Linked DNA regions of Homo sapiens: region 1 is linked to region 2. A link is an interaction called in ENCODE POLR2A ChIA-PET data of the cell type or tissue named here. Cell type or tissue: PC-9. All regions are shown on one strand. Each heading gives the region's core, and the rest is flanking DNA. Links, peaks and the distances in the headings are about the cores only.

What was found. Peaks named below come from ENCODE experiments on the same cell type or tissue, not always from the same donor. Only the 100,000 strongest peaks of a DNase experiment are listed, where the experiment ranks them.
Region 1: POLR2A ChIA-PET joins it to region 2 with 20 read pairs; 3 of 35 experiments call an interaction of 5 or more read pairs at or near these places.

Annotation. Positions count from the first base shown.
Region 1 is chr10:24,862,658-24,870,327 of GRCh38, reverse strand. The region is part of intron 4 of PRTFDC1 (phosphoribosyl transferase domain containing 1); the gene reads left to right. Among named protein-coding and RNA genes, the nearest start is that of PRTFDC1, 86 kb to the left of the region's middle. In PC-9, for the core only: no CTCF peak of the experiment used is centred there; no DNase peak of the experiment used is centred there.
Region 2 is chr10:24,612,878-24,620,073 of GRCh38, reverse strand. It overlaps ARHGAP21 (Rho GTPase activating protein 21), which reads left to right. Exons shown (of 26, transcript NM_020824.4): 9 at 1-601. Among named protein-coding and RNA genes, the nearest start is that of ARHGAP21, 110 kb to the left of the region's middle. In PC-9, for the core only: CTCF peaks have their summits at 1,933 and 2,133 (motif pointing left); a DNase peak (open chromatin) is centred at 1,533; H3K27ac peaks cover 1,803 bases.

The DNA of each region.
Region 1 (7,670 bases), core at 1,588-5,587, 250 kb before region 2:
GAGACCTGCCAGGCCAACATAGCAAAACCCTGTCTCTACTAAAAATACGAAAATTAGCCAGGCATGGTGGTGCACACCTGTAATCCCAGCTACTTGGGAGGCTGAGGAAGAGGATCACTTAAGCTCAAGAGTTAAGGCTGCAGTGAGCTATGATGGCACCAGTGCACTCCAGCCTGGGCGACAGAACAAGACTCTGTCCCTTAAAAAAATAATAATAATAATCTGTATATCCATACCTTGTTTCCACTAGAGCCCTTTCCACAAGTTGCAATGTTTACCTTAGGGCTTATTTTTTATTTGCCTGTCTCCCCAACCAGGAAGTCAGCATGAAGTGGGCAGAGACCATACCTGGTCCATAACAAATTGGAATAAATATTTGGTGACTGAACAAGTGGATGGTCCTCTTATATAGAAATTAGAAAGAAGTCTTTGATTAGTTTGGGGTAAGAGAGGACAGGGCAGAGGGAAATGGTAAATAAGCCCACATGGTCACACCCAAGGACACACCCACCAGCTGGTTAGTTGAGAGGTGGAGAGAAAGGTGCTGAGTGAGGGAGGAGCACCCTCTTTGTTGAGGCAGAAAGGCTTCCTCATAGGAGATTCAACGGGGACTGAGGAAGTGAATGCAACACAGCTGAGGTGGAACAGTGAAAAAAATTTCACTTAGCTTTTAAAATTTCCTTTTCCTTAAAAAAGATAAAGGCCTTCCAATATGCCTTGGCATAACACCAAATAACCACCAGAAGTAGCCAGAGCCCAGTTTGAGCATCACAGTTGTAAATGTTTTAGAAGCTATTTCTGGCATGAGTCAACGGATCATGTAGGTAGAGGCAATGTATTGTTTGTGGAGTTTTTCAGCTGTAGGGGAACTATTAAAATCCATTTGTTTCCATTTGATAGGTAATAAAAATCATTAGTTGTCACTGGGTTTGGGAAACTTAAATGCCCATTACAGCCCTGGGGAAGGGTTTTTGGTCTTATGGAGTGAGTTTGTTAGCATTTACATTATAGTTGCTGCCTTAGGATAGTAGGCTGCTACAATGACTTCTTTGGGTAGCCATTTTCATAAGAAATAAAATACAAGATATGAGTAAGGTTAAAAAAAAAAAAGATAAAGGCCTTCATATGACCCACGCTGTTCACTCATTCTTCATTCAGCCTCTCCGTGAAAGGTTATCAATTAAGTTAGATAGAACAAATAAGCCCCACTATTCAATGGCAATGTAGAGCGACGATGGTTAACAGCAATGTGTTGTATATTTCAAAGTAGCTAGAAGACTTGAAATGTTCCCAACACATAGCAATAATAGACAGTCAAGGCAATGGCTACCCCAAATACCCTGACCTGCTCATTACGCATTCCATGCATGTAACAAACACTCATGTACTCCGTAAATACATAAAACATTGTGTATCAACGAAAAAATAAAATTTAAAAAATAAGGATTGGCAAGATTTTAGAAATAAGTTTTAGAGGCTCTCCAAAATCTTCCCATCATGCAGAATATACACTAGCTGGAAAAAAAAAAAAATGTAAAAGGAAAAGGCACCCAACAGTTAGTGGGTACTTGTTTTAATGGGTGTAGAAGAAAGTCTGAAACTGCAATAAATATCTGCAGTGGATGAAAGGATTGTTGAGGCCAGGAGTTTGAGACCAGCCTGGGCAACATAGTGAGACTGTGTCTCTACAAAAGAAATTTAAAATTTAATTTATTTAATAATTTAAAATGGTGGTGCACACCTGTAGACTCAGCTACTCAGGAGGCTAAGGTGGGTGATCACTTGGGCTCAGGAGGTTGAGACTGCAGTGACTTCTCCTTTCTCCTGTAGTGATAATACAATTTGTCAGTCATTCAGTAAACTTACATTTAAAGTACATTTATCATCATGTTATTACTCTGCCAGGAATTTGTTCCCAGGAAACACACCTTCTCTTATTTCATGCTTGGCACTCTAAGAAGAGCCCCATAGGTCTTTCCATGCAAGACTCTTTCCTTGGATTTAAAGAAATCCAAAGAATGAAGGATTCCTTAGGATTCAGATAGTCTTAGAGAGGGGAGGGTGAGCTTTTACCTGGAATAGAAGGGTTTGTGACTAACACAGAAAAGAGAGCAAGGGCCCCCCAAGGGCAACAGTTGACCCCCAAGCCTCAAGGTACTCCTCCATAGCTATCACTGTCATGTACCCAAAACCAACGATCATTCCCTCCAAATAAATTTAAAAAACCATTAAGCCAGCCAGCCACGGTAGCTCATGCCTGTAATCCCAGCGCTTTGGGAGACTGAGGCGAGTGGATCACTTGAGGTCAGGAGTTTGAGACCAGCCTGGCCAACATGGCAAGATCCCGGTCTCTACTAAAAATACAAAAATTAGCCAGACGTGATGGCACACACCTCTAATCCAAGCTGAGGCAAGAGAATTGCTTGAGCCCTGGAGGCAGAGGTTGCAGTGAGCCAAGATCATGCCACTGCACTCTAGCCTGGGTGACAGAGCAAGACCCTGTCTAAAAAAAAAAAAAAAAAAATTAAACCTACAAAAACCCCACCAAAATTTAATACAATACCGCAACCTATCCCCCACTAATAATTAGCCCTAATCCTTCATAAATAGGTGACGGCTTTGAAGAAAATTCCACAAAGCCTACAACAAGAATAAAACTTAATAAAAATAAAAATATGGAATGGGGTAATCGAGAAAAGAGTAGGATCACTGGACATAAGTGGACCAGCATGACTGAAGGAAATTAATCAAAAACAGGGAAGTAGTAGGAAAAAAAAAATGAAAACACGGGGTTTGATGTGTAGAATACATTGAAAGTCTCAATGAAGAGCTGAACTTGCTCAGCAAAGCAAACAGGAGACACAAAAGTATTTGAGCAGAGATGACATCATGGAGCTGTGTTTTAGGAAAATGAAACTGACAAGAGGGAAGAATGGCTGAAAGAGAGGAGAGAGCAGTTTGGAGGCGGGGTAGGCGGAGCCTGCAGGAGCACTTGAACTACAGGAGCCAAGTTAGGGTGGAAGAGAAGGAATCGTGGTATCAAAAGGAGCCGTGACAGAGTTAAATGAAGGAGGGAGGGCTAGAAAGGATTTTTTAAAATTAAATTTGTGTATGAAAGAACTCTATAAAACATGGGGAAATAGCTCACCTACATAATCTTGTCATGCTGTGAGTTAGAGGCATTATGAACCCATAACTGTATAATACTTCTGGAGCCCTTGAAGACATGGGATTAAAATATTTAGAAAAAAAGGAGACTCTACACAGCCCTCTCTCTCTCTCTCTCCCTCCCTCCATCTCTCTTTTTCTTTCTTTCTTCCATTTCTTTCTCCCTTTCTTTTTTTTAAATAAAACATTTTTTACTTTGAACCCCGAGAAACTACCTTTCTTTCTCATCTCTTCCTTGCTTTTTTTGTTCTCTTTCTTTCTCTCTTCCTTTCTCTCTTTTTCTTTCTTTTTGTATTTTTTTGCTTTTTTTAAAATTCCTTTCTCTCTCTTCCTTTCTCTCTCTTCTTTTCTCTCTCTCTCTCTCTCTTTCTTTCTTTTCTTCCAAGGAAAGGAAGCTCACAAGGGAAGCTGTCTGAGTCATGGTTCTAAATAGGTCATTGCTGTTGAATAAAGTGAGCCCTCAATGATTAAGTTAAATGGCCTCTTCAGTTCATGATGTTAAAAGCATTTTATTCGGTGTGTTTAAGCTGTCTACACAATGTACTCTCTGGCTGATTTTTTTTCCAAAGTTGATTTAATATTGGCACTTCATAAAATGTGTGTATCTATTAAAGTAAGATTTTATTCATATTCACGAGGAACCTCTGAAAGGGTGGAATAAAACAAAATGCATGGAAACAGGCTCAAATCTGGCACCATGAAAACACAGATGTGCAGGTTAAGCCCAAGATTTTGGGAGACATGCCCCCCAAACCTGCCCTCAAATAAGTTTTTTTTTCTTTTTTTTTTTTTTTTTTTTGAGGCAGAATCTCGCTCTATCGCCCAGGCTGGAGTGCAGTGGTACGATCTCAGCTCACTGCAACCTGCACCTCCCACGTTCAAGCGATTCTCCTGCCTCAGCCTCCTGAGTGGCTGGGATTAGAGGAGCCCACCACCATACCCAGCTAATTTTTGTAGTTTTAGAAGAGATGGGGTTTCACCAAGTTGGTCAAGCTGGTCTCAAACTTCTGACCTCAAGTGATCCACCCTCCTCAGCCTCCCAAAGTGCTGAGATTACAGGAATGAACCACTGTGCCCAGCCTAAGATTCTAATTAAATGCCAGAGTGAAGCATCGGAAACTGCCAAAAGTTCCCCCTTGGCTGCCTTAACTGTTTAAATCATTCTTTTTTTATTTCATCTGACTAAGCTGAGAACAATAATGGAAAGACCCACTGACTGATGATTCTGGAAATTTTGTGAATTATCACATAAAACGAAATGCTAAACTACATTCCCTTTTCCATGGGGTTTATATTCACATTCCTACTCATTCTCCATATCCCCAATACAGCTCATTGTCACTGCTGCCATTGCTCTTGATTAGTGTGATCACGGCCACCAAACTACACTGCTGCAGATGAGACGGTGTGGTGTGCAAATCACTGTGTGCTCTAAAATACTAGAAGTAGGAATAACCTATTTAAGAATATCATGTAGGTTTGTGCAATTCTTTCCTCCCTTCTTTTCTTCTTTCTTCCTTTCTTTTTCTTTTTTGTTAGGAAACCCCTTGTGATTAGTTTTGATCAGAATCATGCAACAGCAAAGAAAGCACACCCCAGAGATTCCTCATAGAGTTTTTGCCTGCAGCTCCTAGGCTGCAGATTTTACTGGCTTTCTGGGAGGAAATGAGCTAGGTGTGATGAGATGACTAAGACAGTAACTGGCAAACATCTCAGATGCAGTGATCAGAGTTATCAGATTGGAAGTGTTTAGGAGGCATGGTGTGTACTGAAAAGAGAAGTTGCCCACTCAAAAAACCTGAATTTTAGGAAATTGCTTAGTGCAAAATTAAAAGCAATAGACATTGATAATAGCTTGGTTAAGGAGGAATTGCAGATTGTTAAGGAAAAATGGAGGGGATGAATCAGAAATACAATGAACCAGAGAAAGTGAAAGAAATGAGGTCAAAATTGTTGATTCACTACACAGGTATTTCTTGAGTACCTACTAGATGCCAGTCTCCATGTTATGTATTTTTGTTCGTTTGTTTTGTTTTGTTTTGTTGAGACAGAGTCTCACTCTGTCACCCAGGCTGGAGTGCAGTGGCACGATCTCAGCTCACTGCAACCTCTGCCTCTCCGGTTTAAGCAATTCTTGTGCCTCAGCCTCTCGAGTAGCTGGGACTACAGGCGTGCACCACCATGCCTGGCTAATTTTTATATTTTTAGTAGAGACAGAGGTTCACCATGTTGGCTAGGATGTTCTCAAACTCCTGGCCTCAAGCAATCTGCCTGTCTTGGCTTCCCAAAGTGCTGGGATTACAGGTGTGAGCCATCGCACCCAGCCTCCATGTTATATATTGATTATATAAAGATAAATAGTTTTGGCTCCTTAGCTCTTTGAGCTAATCTTAGGCACAGCCATATCTCAGAGTTATTGTGGATTTGGTTTCAGATCACCACGATAAAGAGAGCCACACAAATTTTTTGATTTTTCAGTGCATATAAAACTTATGTTTATACTGTATGGTAGTCTACTAAGTGTGTGATAACATTATGTCTAAAAAATAAGGCACATAACTTAATGAAAAACTACTTCATTGCTAAAAAACAATGCTAATGATCATCTGAGCCTTCAGTGAGTCATCATCTTTTTGCTGGTGGAGGGTCTTGCCACGATGTTGATGGCTGCTGACTGATCAGGCTGGTGGGTGCTTCAGAAGGTTGGGGTGGCTGTAGCAATTTCTTAAAACAAGACAACAGTGAAGTTCACTGCTTAGATTGACTCTTCCTTTCATGAAAGATTTCTCTGTAGATTGTGATGCTGTTTGATAGCATTTTACCCACAGTAGAACTTCTTTCAAAATTGAAGTTAATCCTCTCCAGCCATGCTACTGCTTTATCAACTAAGTATATATAATATTTTAAACCCTTTGTTGTCATTTCAACAATGTTCACAGCATCTTCACCAGGAGTAAATTCCATCTCAAGAAATCACTTCCTTTGCTCATCCATAAGAAGCAACTCCTTATCTGTTCAAGTTTGATCATCAGGTTACAGCAATTCAGTCACATCTTCAGGCTCCACTTCTAATTCAGTTTCTCTTGCTATTGCCACCACATCTGCAGGTACTTCCTCCACTAAAGTCTTTTTTTTTTTTTTTTTTTGAGACGAGTTGTTGCTCTGTCGCTGGTGTGCAGTGGCATAGTCATGGCTCACCACAGCCTCTACCTCCCCAGGCTCAGGTGATCCTCCCACCTCATTTTTTGTAGAGACAGGGTTTTGCCACGTTGCCCAGGCTGGTCTCAAACTACTGGGCTCAAGCAATCCGCCCACCTCAGCCTCCCAAAGTGCTAGGATTACCTGTAGCAGCCACCGCCCTTGGCCTCTCCACTGAAACCTTGGGCCCCTCAAAGTTATGCATGAGGGTCGGAATCAACTTCTTCCAAACTCCTACTCATGTTAATATTTTGATCTCCACTCATGGACGATGAATGCTCTGAATGGCATCTAGAATGGTGGATCTTCAGGTTTTCAATTTACTTTACCCAGATCCATCAGAGGAATCACTATCTATGGGCAGCTATCACCTTACAAAATCTATTTCTTAAATAATAAGACTTGAAAGTTTAAATGACTCTATGGGCTGCAAAATGGATGTTGTGTTAGCAGGCATGAAAATAATCTCCTTGTAAACATCTCCATCAGAGCTCTTAGGTGACCAGGTAGATTGTTAATGAGCATAATATTTTGAAAGGAATCTTGTTTTCTGCGCAGTAGGTCTCAAGAATGGCCATAAAATATTCATTTCAATAAACCATGCTGTAAGCATGTTGTAAGCAGATGTGCCTATATAAACAGGCTTTGCTGCTCCATTTATAGAACACAGGCAAAGTTGATTTAGCATCATTTTAAGCACCCTAGCATTTTTGGAATGGTAAGTGAGCATTGACTTCAACTTAAAGTCACCAGCTGCATTAGTCCCTAAAAGGAGTCAGTCTAGGGGGCGTCACAGTGACTCACACCTCTAATCCCAGCACTTTGGGAGGCCAAGCCAGCGGATCACCTGAGGTCAGGAGTTCAAGACCAGCCTGGCCAACAGGGTGAAACCCCTTCTCTACTAAAAATACAAAAAAATTAGCTGGGCATCCGGCGTGCACCTGTAATCCCAGCTACTTGGGAGGCTGAGGCAGGAGAATTGCTTGAACCCAGGAGGCAGAGGTTGCTGTGAGCCGAGATTGTGCCACTGCACTCCAGCCTGGGCAACAGAGCAAGACTCTGTCTCAAAAGAAATAAAATAAAAACAAATAGTACATTAAAGATCGCTGATCCCAGATCACCATAACCACAATGACAATGAAAGTATTTGAAATATTGCAAGAATTTCCAGAATATGACACAGAGACACAAAGTGAGTACACACTGTCAGAAAAATGACACCAATACACGTGCTCAACACAGGGTTGCCATAAACCTTCAATTTGTAAAACAGAAACAAAAACAAAAAAAAACCACAGTCTCTG
Region 2 (7,196 bases), core at 1-4,000:
CCTCGGGGTATTTCACAAGACAGGTCACCTCTTGTGAAAGTCCGAAGTAATTCTCTGAAAGCTCCTTCCACGCATGTCACAAAACCATCATTTAGCCAGAAATCATTTGTTTCTATCAAAGACCAAAGACCAGTAAATCACTTGCATCAGAACAGTCTGTTGAATCAGCAGACATGGGTAAGGACTGACAGTGCCCCCGATCAGCAAGTGGAGACTGGGAAATCCCCCTCTTTATCTGGAGCCTCTGCCAAGCCTGCCCCTCAGTCGAGTGAAAACGCTGGTACTTCAGATTTAGAACTACCTGTCAGTCAAAGGAATCAAGATTTAAGTTTACAAGAGGCTGAAACTGAGCAATCAGATACTTTAGATAATAAAGAAGCTGTCATCCTAAGGGAAAAACCTCCATCTGGACGCCAGACACCGCAGCCTTTAAGGCATCAGTCTTACATCTTGGCAGTAAATGACCAGGAGACCGGGTCAGACACTACCTGCTGGCTGCCCAATGATGCACGTCGAGAGGTCCACATAAAAAGAATGGAGGAAAGAAAAGCCTCGAGTACCAGTCCGCCTGGCGATTCTTTGGCTTCCATCCCATTTATAGGTGAGCTCATTTAGAGTCATTGGCTAATATGCCAAATGTATAAGAAATCTTTCCAGAAAAGTATTATTTCTAGTTCAATAGGCATAGAAGTCTTACACTGTGATTTTAAAATGTTTCTAGTGAATCTCATAAGCTGTGCTTCAACCAGAGCTTTCACAAACCTCTTTAAAAGTTATTTCTAGTACCAATTTTCCTTTTTTTAAAAAAAAAACAAAAACTTCATGTACCTAGTACCCATTTCAAATTTTTATTTTGATGAAACAAATTCCTGAGATTAAGGAAATCAGCGAAGCAAATTATACCTAATTGTTGATTCAGGTGAATGAAAAACCAAGTGGAACAGTTTTGATAATTAGTTACCAACCTTTCATTTAAACAGTGCTTTTACTTTCTAAAACATATTTCTTTGTAAATTTAACGTGTACTGAGAGAAAAGACCTCTTCATTGTCAAGTTAGTTTGCCATACTATAAATCCTGGAACAGATTTAGAGAAGTTACTTAAATTATAAGCGTGTGCCACAGTTGCCGGCACCTGTCCTGTTGAGTCTTCTGTCTGCTCCCTCCCACCCCAGATCTGTTCTCCATACAGCAGCCAGTGTGATGTTTTTAAAAATGTCAATTAGATCACACCACTCCTCTGTGCAGAACCCTCTGTTTCCTTCCCATTCATCTCACCCAAAATAGCATGCAAAATCCTCCCGTGATCTGAAAGGCCCTCCATGGTCTGCCTCACAACTCCCTCTCTGATGGTGTCAGAGAGATCCTACTTCGTGATCTCCTATCACAATCTTCCATGTGCATCCCATCTGCAGCCTCACCAGCCTCCTTGCTGTCAGGTGTGTGTTGCTACAGGGACAGGTACAGCTGGTTTCTAACCCTGGTATACATTCCACAGATAGTTAACAAGCCTCTGTCTTCCTCATGACATTTGGGTCTCTGCTCAAAGATCTTATCCAAGCAGGCTTTGTGACTCACCTATCTAAAACAGGTATCCCACGCACAGACACAGAAACGGACATTCTCTTCCCTTAAGCTTTTTTATTTATCTTCGTATTACTGTTTCCACTTGACATGTTTTGTTTTTTTGTTACATGTTTCTCAGTAGAACTAAAACATAAACTACATGAGAGCAGAGATTTAAAATCTTTGGTTCACTTTTGTGTCCCTAATGCCTAGAACACTGCGTGGCACATAAAGAATTCACTCAGTAAGTATTTGTTGAGATAATGGCTGAAAGACAATTTTGAAATGCTGGTTAAATGTATAGCACAACAATACAGTTCTCATCATGACTGTGCAGCTCTAAAACATCATCTGCTAACAGGTGATGACTTATGTCCTTAATATTATCTTCATTTTATAAGTGAGAAATTTAAGGTATAGAGAGGCTAAATAACATCTCTAAAATCGCATAGTAAGTGATAAGAGACAGGGTCTCTAGGTTTGCCTCATTCAGCCTCGTCCCAGAGCACAGCTCCAGGGAGCACGCCATTTATATGGAATGCCTGTGAAGAGCGCCCCCTGGAGGCATGCGATGCAGGGGCTTTTTTCCTTCTCTTTTTGCCACCAACCAAGGCCATACTTGTAGTCCCCCTGGTGTCCCATGGGTTTATGAAAAGAGTTCTCCATCATTTTACAATATAATATGCTTCTCTTTGAGTACTAGTTGAGTTTTTCTTTTCTACGGGAACATTTTTAAAGCTGTTGAGGACTGTTGTTTCTTTTCTACGGAAACATTTTTAAAGCTATCAATTGTAAAGCTATTGATAGCTTTAAAAATGTTTCTTGAGAAAACACTTAATTGGATAGGTGACACTAAAAGCTTTTTTAAAAAGTTCCACACAGCTTATGTTTTTTTTTATAAATCGGATATATTCAAGTTGTCAACATTGTGGGGAATCTCAACCTAAATTGTACCCATATTCATATCTATACCCCTAAGGCCAAGCTCAGCAAATAGTAGACTCCTGTTGTAGATGGAATCTTATACATCATCTAGAATAGATATTTTATAGAAGGCAACTGATGACGAATGATTGTTTTATGAAGTTTTAAAATGTAAAAAAATCTTACAACCTGTGGCTGTTTCACAGGCCCATGCGATCTTATCAGAACAGTGGCATCATATTTTCTTCCTACATAATAACAACAATATAATCAGATTACATTGGAGTAGTAAAAAAATGTGCTGGATATATCTGTTAATATTTCTTCCTAGTTATGAAGTATAGAAATAAAACAATTATGTTATTAAAGAGAAGATTTTGGCTAAAATAGAAAATAAAGATCTGTATAATTCTATATACATATAGATTGATGTAAATAAATAATTTTATTTACTAAGAATAAAAGTACTCTCTAATTAGTTCCTATCTTATTTGACTTTCGCCCTCCTTCCCCCGCTGCTCACCTTCTGCTGTGCGGCCCAGCTCCTAACCGGCCATGGACCAGTACCAGTCTGCAGCGCAGGAGTTGAGGACCCCTGCTATATACTAAGGTTGCAGGAGGCATACAGGCATACAAAACAAAATGAATACATTTTGTTTTTAAATTTGGAATATTACTCATTAACAGTATTTTGTTTACTGTTCCCACCCCCCACTTTATAAAGCTGCATAGTAAGTCCTGAAAATAAATTTCAACTTCTTTTATAAGTAAACACAAACCTCAACAATGTGAGCTGTTCATGAGTAATCTCACGGTGAATAGCAGATATTACAATGTGTTCTAAAATCCTGACTTCCTACACTTCTCTAATTTATACCACTCATTACTAGTAATACAAAAATGCTACGACTGTTACCTACACTCAGGGTTTCATCTTAACTTTCTTTCTCCATAGTTTTGTCATATCTCTTAAGACTCCTCCTCCATCTTACCCCAACATTGGCTGCGTGTGTGCTCAGTTGAGGGTTAGCCCTAAGTTAAATTGAATTTGATGGTCACAGCCTTATTGGCACTGCCATATCAAGATGATTTAGAAGTGTTAGATTTGGTAAGATATAGCTGGATTACATTGTCCATACAGGGGAACTTAGCTCCCTGAAATTTACCCAAAGGGAAGAGGTGACCATTCCCTATACCCAGTTTCTCCCTTTGGGAGCTCTGGGCTCAGTGCCAGTGGTGATATGACAGGACGATGCAATGAGCACCCAGCCCTTCTTTAATACTAATTCAGGCTGAGTCTTAGCAAATAGTCTGTTTATAAAGAGAAATCATATACTTTATCATCTTACATCTTTTATAAAGAGAAATCATGTACTTATCATCTTTATATGTCTTTTTCATATATTGGCTTTTCCCAAAAATGTGATGCCATTGGTACTTAAGCTTAGAGATTTTTGCTTCCACTATTTGAGTAACGATGTGAGGTAATTTAAAAAATAATAAAATAGTCCGGGTGCAGTGGCTTGCGCCCGTAATCCCAGCACTTTGGGAGGCTGAGGCAGTCAGATCACTTGAGGTTGGGAGTTCAAGACCAGCCTGGCCAACACAGTGAAACTCCATCTCTACAAAAAAAAATACAAAAATATTAGCTGGGCGTGGTGGGGTGCCTGTGAGCCCAGCTACTTGGGAGGCGGAGGCAGGAGAATTGCTTGAACCTGGGAAGCAGAGGTTGCAAAGAGCTGAGATCGTACCACTGCACTCCAGCCTGGGCGACAGAATAGTGAGACTCCACTCAAAAAATAAAATAAAATAATAAAATAACAAAAACTTATGCCGTGCTTTATAATCTACCACATACTTTATAATGTACCAGTCCTTACCATAACCCAGTGGGGAATTTATGGCAGAATTAATAACCCGTTTTATGGATAAGGAAAGTTAAGTACTTTGCTGAAGCTCTCTCAGAGAACTGACAGAGCCGATTGCCTGTTGGCTGCAAATTTCATATTCTTTGGACAGTGCCTCAAAATGAGCAAAAATTTAAATCTTGGATTTTACTTTTTTAAATCTTAGCTTGAAAAATCATTCTAAGTTTTATGCCGACTATTATTAGCTCAGATCACCCAGGTTTGAATTGGCATCTCTTCCCCATGCTTTTGTCATATCTCTAAGACTTCTCCTCCTCCCTCTTACCCCAACGTTGGCTGTATGTGTGCTCAGTGAGGGTTAGCCTAAGCTAAATTGAATTTGATGGTCATAGCCTTAACGGCACTGCCATATCCAGATGGTTTAGAAGTGTCGAGTTCGTTAACAAAAATGTTCCACCAATAAATAATTTTAGATGCTCTTTTATCTTTTCTTTGATAGTAGCATTAGTTTTTTTTGTTTGTTTTTGAGACGGAATTTCACTTTCGTTGCCTAAACTGGAGTGCAATGACACGATCTCAGCTCACTGCAACCTCCGCCTCCCGGGTTCAAGTGATTCTCCTGCCTCAGCCTCCCGAGTAGCTGGGATTACAGGTGTGCACCACCATGCCCAGCTAATTTTTTGTATTTTTAGTAGAAACGGGGTTTCACCATGTTAGCCAGACTGATCTCACAAACTCCTGACCTCAGGTGATCCGTCCCCCTCAGCCTCCCAAAGTGCTGGGATTACAGGTATGAGCCACCGCACCTGGCCACATTAACTTTTATTCTGAAACACTTTAAATTTCTTTGTAGCACACTTTATAGATTGCTATGCTTATTTATTTAGGGAAATACGTTTTTTTTAAAACCTAGCCGCATTTTTTTTTTTTTTTTGAGATGGAGTCTCACTCTGTCACCCAGCCTGGAGTGCAGTGGCATGATCTCGGCTCACTGCAACCTCTGCCTTCCAGGTTCAAGCGATTCTCCCACCTCAGTCTCCCAAGTAGCTGGGATTACAGGCGTGTGCCACCACACCCGGCTAATTTTTGTATTTTTAGTAGAAACGGGGTTTCACCATGTTGGCCAAGCTGGTCTCGAACTCCTGATCCGCCTGCCTCAACCTCCCAAAGTGCTGGAATTACAGGCGTGAGCCACTGTGCCCTCCCAAAACCTAGCTCTTATAAACTATGAAATTGTTTCACTAAAGTAGACTTTGGAGCCTTTTCACCTAGTTCCTTTAATGTTGAAAATAGACCCAAATCTCAAAAGCCCCCTAACAAATGCCTGGTTTATAAAAACCTAAAAATGTTTTATATGTTTACATAAATTAAATAGATAATTCCACCCCTTTAGTGGATTCGTAATTGTAGGCCTTTTGAACTAGAATTGGCCCTTCTCACTACCCAAGTCCAACTTCTTTATTTTATAGGTAGTGAATGTAATATCCAGAAAAGTTAAGTGGCTTTTGCAAAATCGAACACACCAGGTCTCTTGACCTCCCTACTCAGTCATCCACATTTCTACTCCCTTGCTGCTTTTCTGTGTACTAGAATTGAGAATTAATAATTTTCAAGATAGATTAGTGAAATTGGTGAGCTGATATTTATTAAATTTCTAAGTAAATGTTGAATTTGTTGAAATTGTTACAGCATGTCAGCTGGCAAGCTGGATCATTTTTCATACACACACGCTTGTACACTGGCCCATGGACACACACCCTCACCCCCAGATCTTAAGAGTTCAGTTAACTTGTTTGATCTATGGGACTGCAAAGATTCAGCCAAGTAATTGTAACCTGTTAACCGTGGCAAATCTAGAAGTGATCCTTCCACTTGCCCTTTGTAAAATTAGAGCCCTTGCTGTGCTGACCTGGTGCATGCTTTCTTGTAGATGAGCTGACCATGATATTGTGCACATCCCTGCTTTTGCTCTGATTTTGTCACCTCCCTTTCAAATACCTACTTCACAGTAGTTCCTCTTGGATTTACAACTCCACTCCCTCATCGTCAGCACTGACTGCCATCTTGCCATGGCAAACGTGAATAGGGAATTTATTCAAAATACTCTCCCCTTCCTAACCACTGTAAAACCATTTCTATCTAATAGGGAGATACAGCATTGACCTTTTGGTTATTAAGATAACCAAATCTCCAGATGACTTTGAAGAAGCTGAATGTTAATTTAAATCCATGTTCACAGAACTGACCATTAAAGAAACTTGGTCTTAATTAGAAAATTGAATTCCAGTTACGATAATTAGCTTAATTATTGTAAAAATTGGGAATATTTGAACTAGGTGATGGGCACCCATCACCAGTTCATATAAAACAGGACTTATTGCTTCAAAATTTTTATTTATAATTAGTGAAAAATGTTTAGTGAGCCTACTCAAGGTCTGTTGCTGGGTCAAAGATGAGAAGGCCATGTGAATATATTAGCATCATTTTTAAACATTCTTTCTCCAGGCCTTTTAAATATAATGTAAATGGAGTTGCTCCAGCATGCCATTTTTATCAGCTCTTGTACCTGATGTTCAGTAATTGGTATTAATGGGGCTCATTTAAATTTGCCTAGGGAGTTCAATTTTTTAGGATGTCTTTATTTCATTGGGCTTAACTCTGATTAAAAAAAAAAGTGGCATTGCCAAAGATTAATACATTATTACTTGAAAGAAGGAGCTTATGCTTGACTATTAATAAGATCATTTAACTTTAGCCGTTCACCTCCTTTGATTTAAATTGAGTGTATATCTCAGAAGGCAAATAAAAAGAAAGGATATTTGTCACATTTGAATTTATT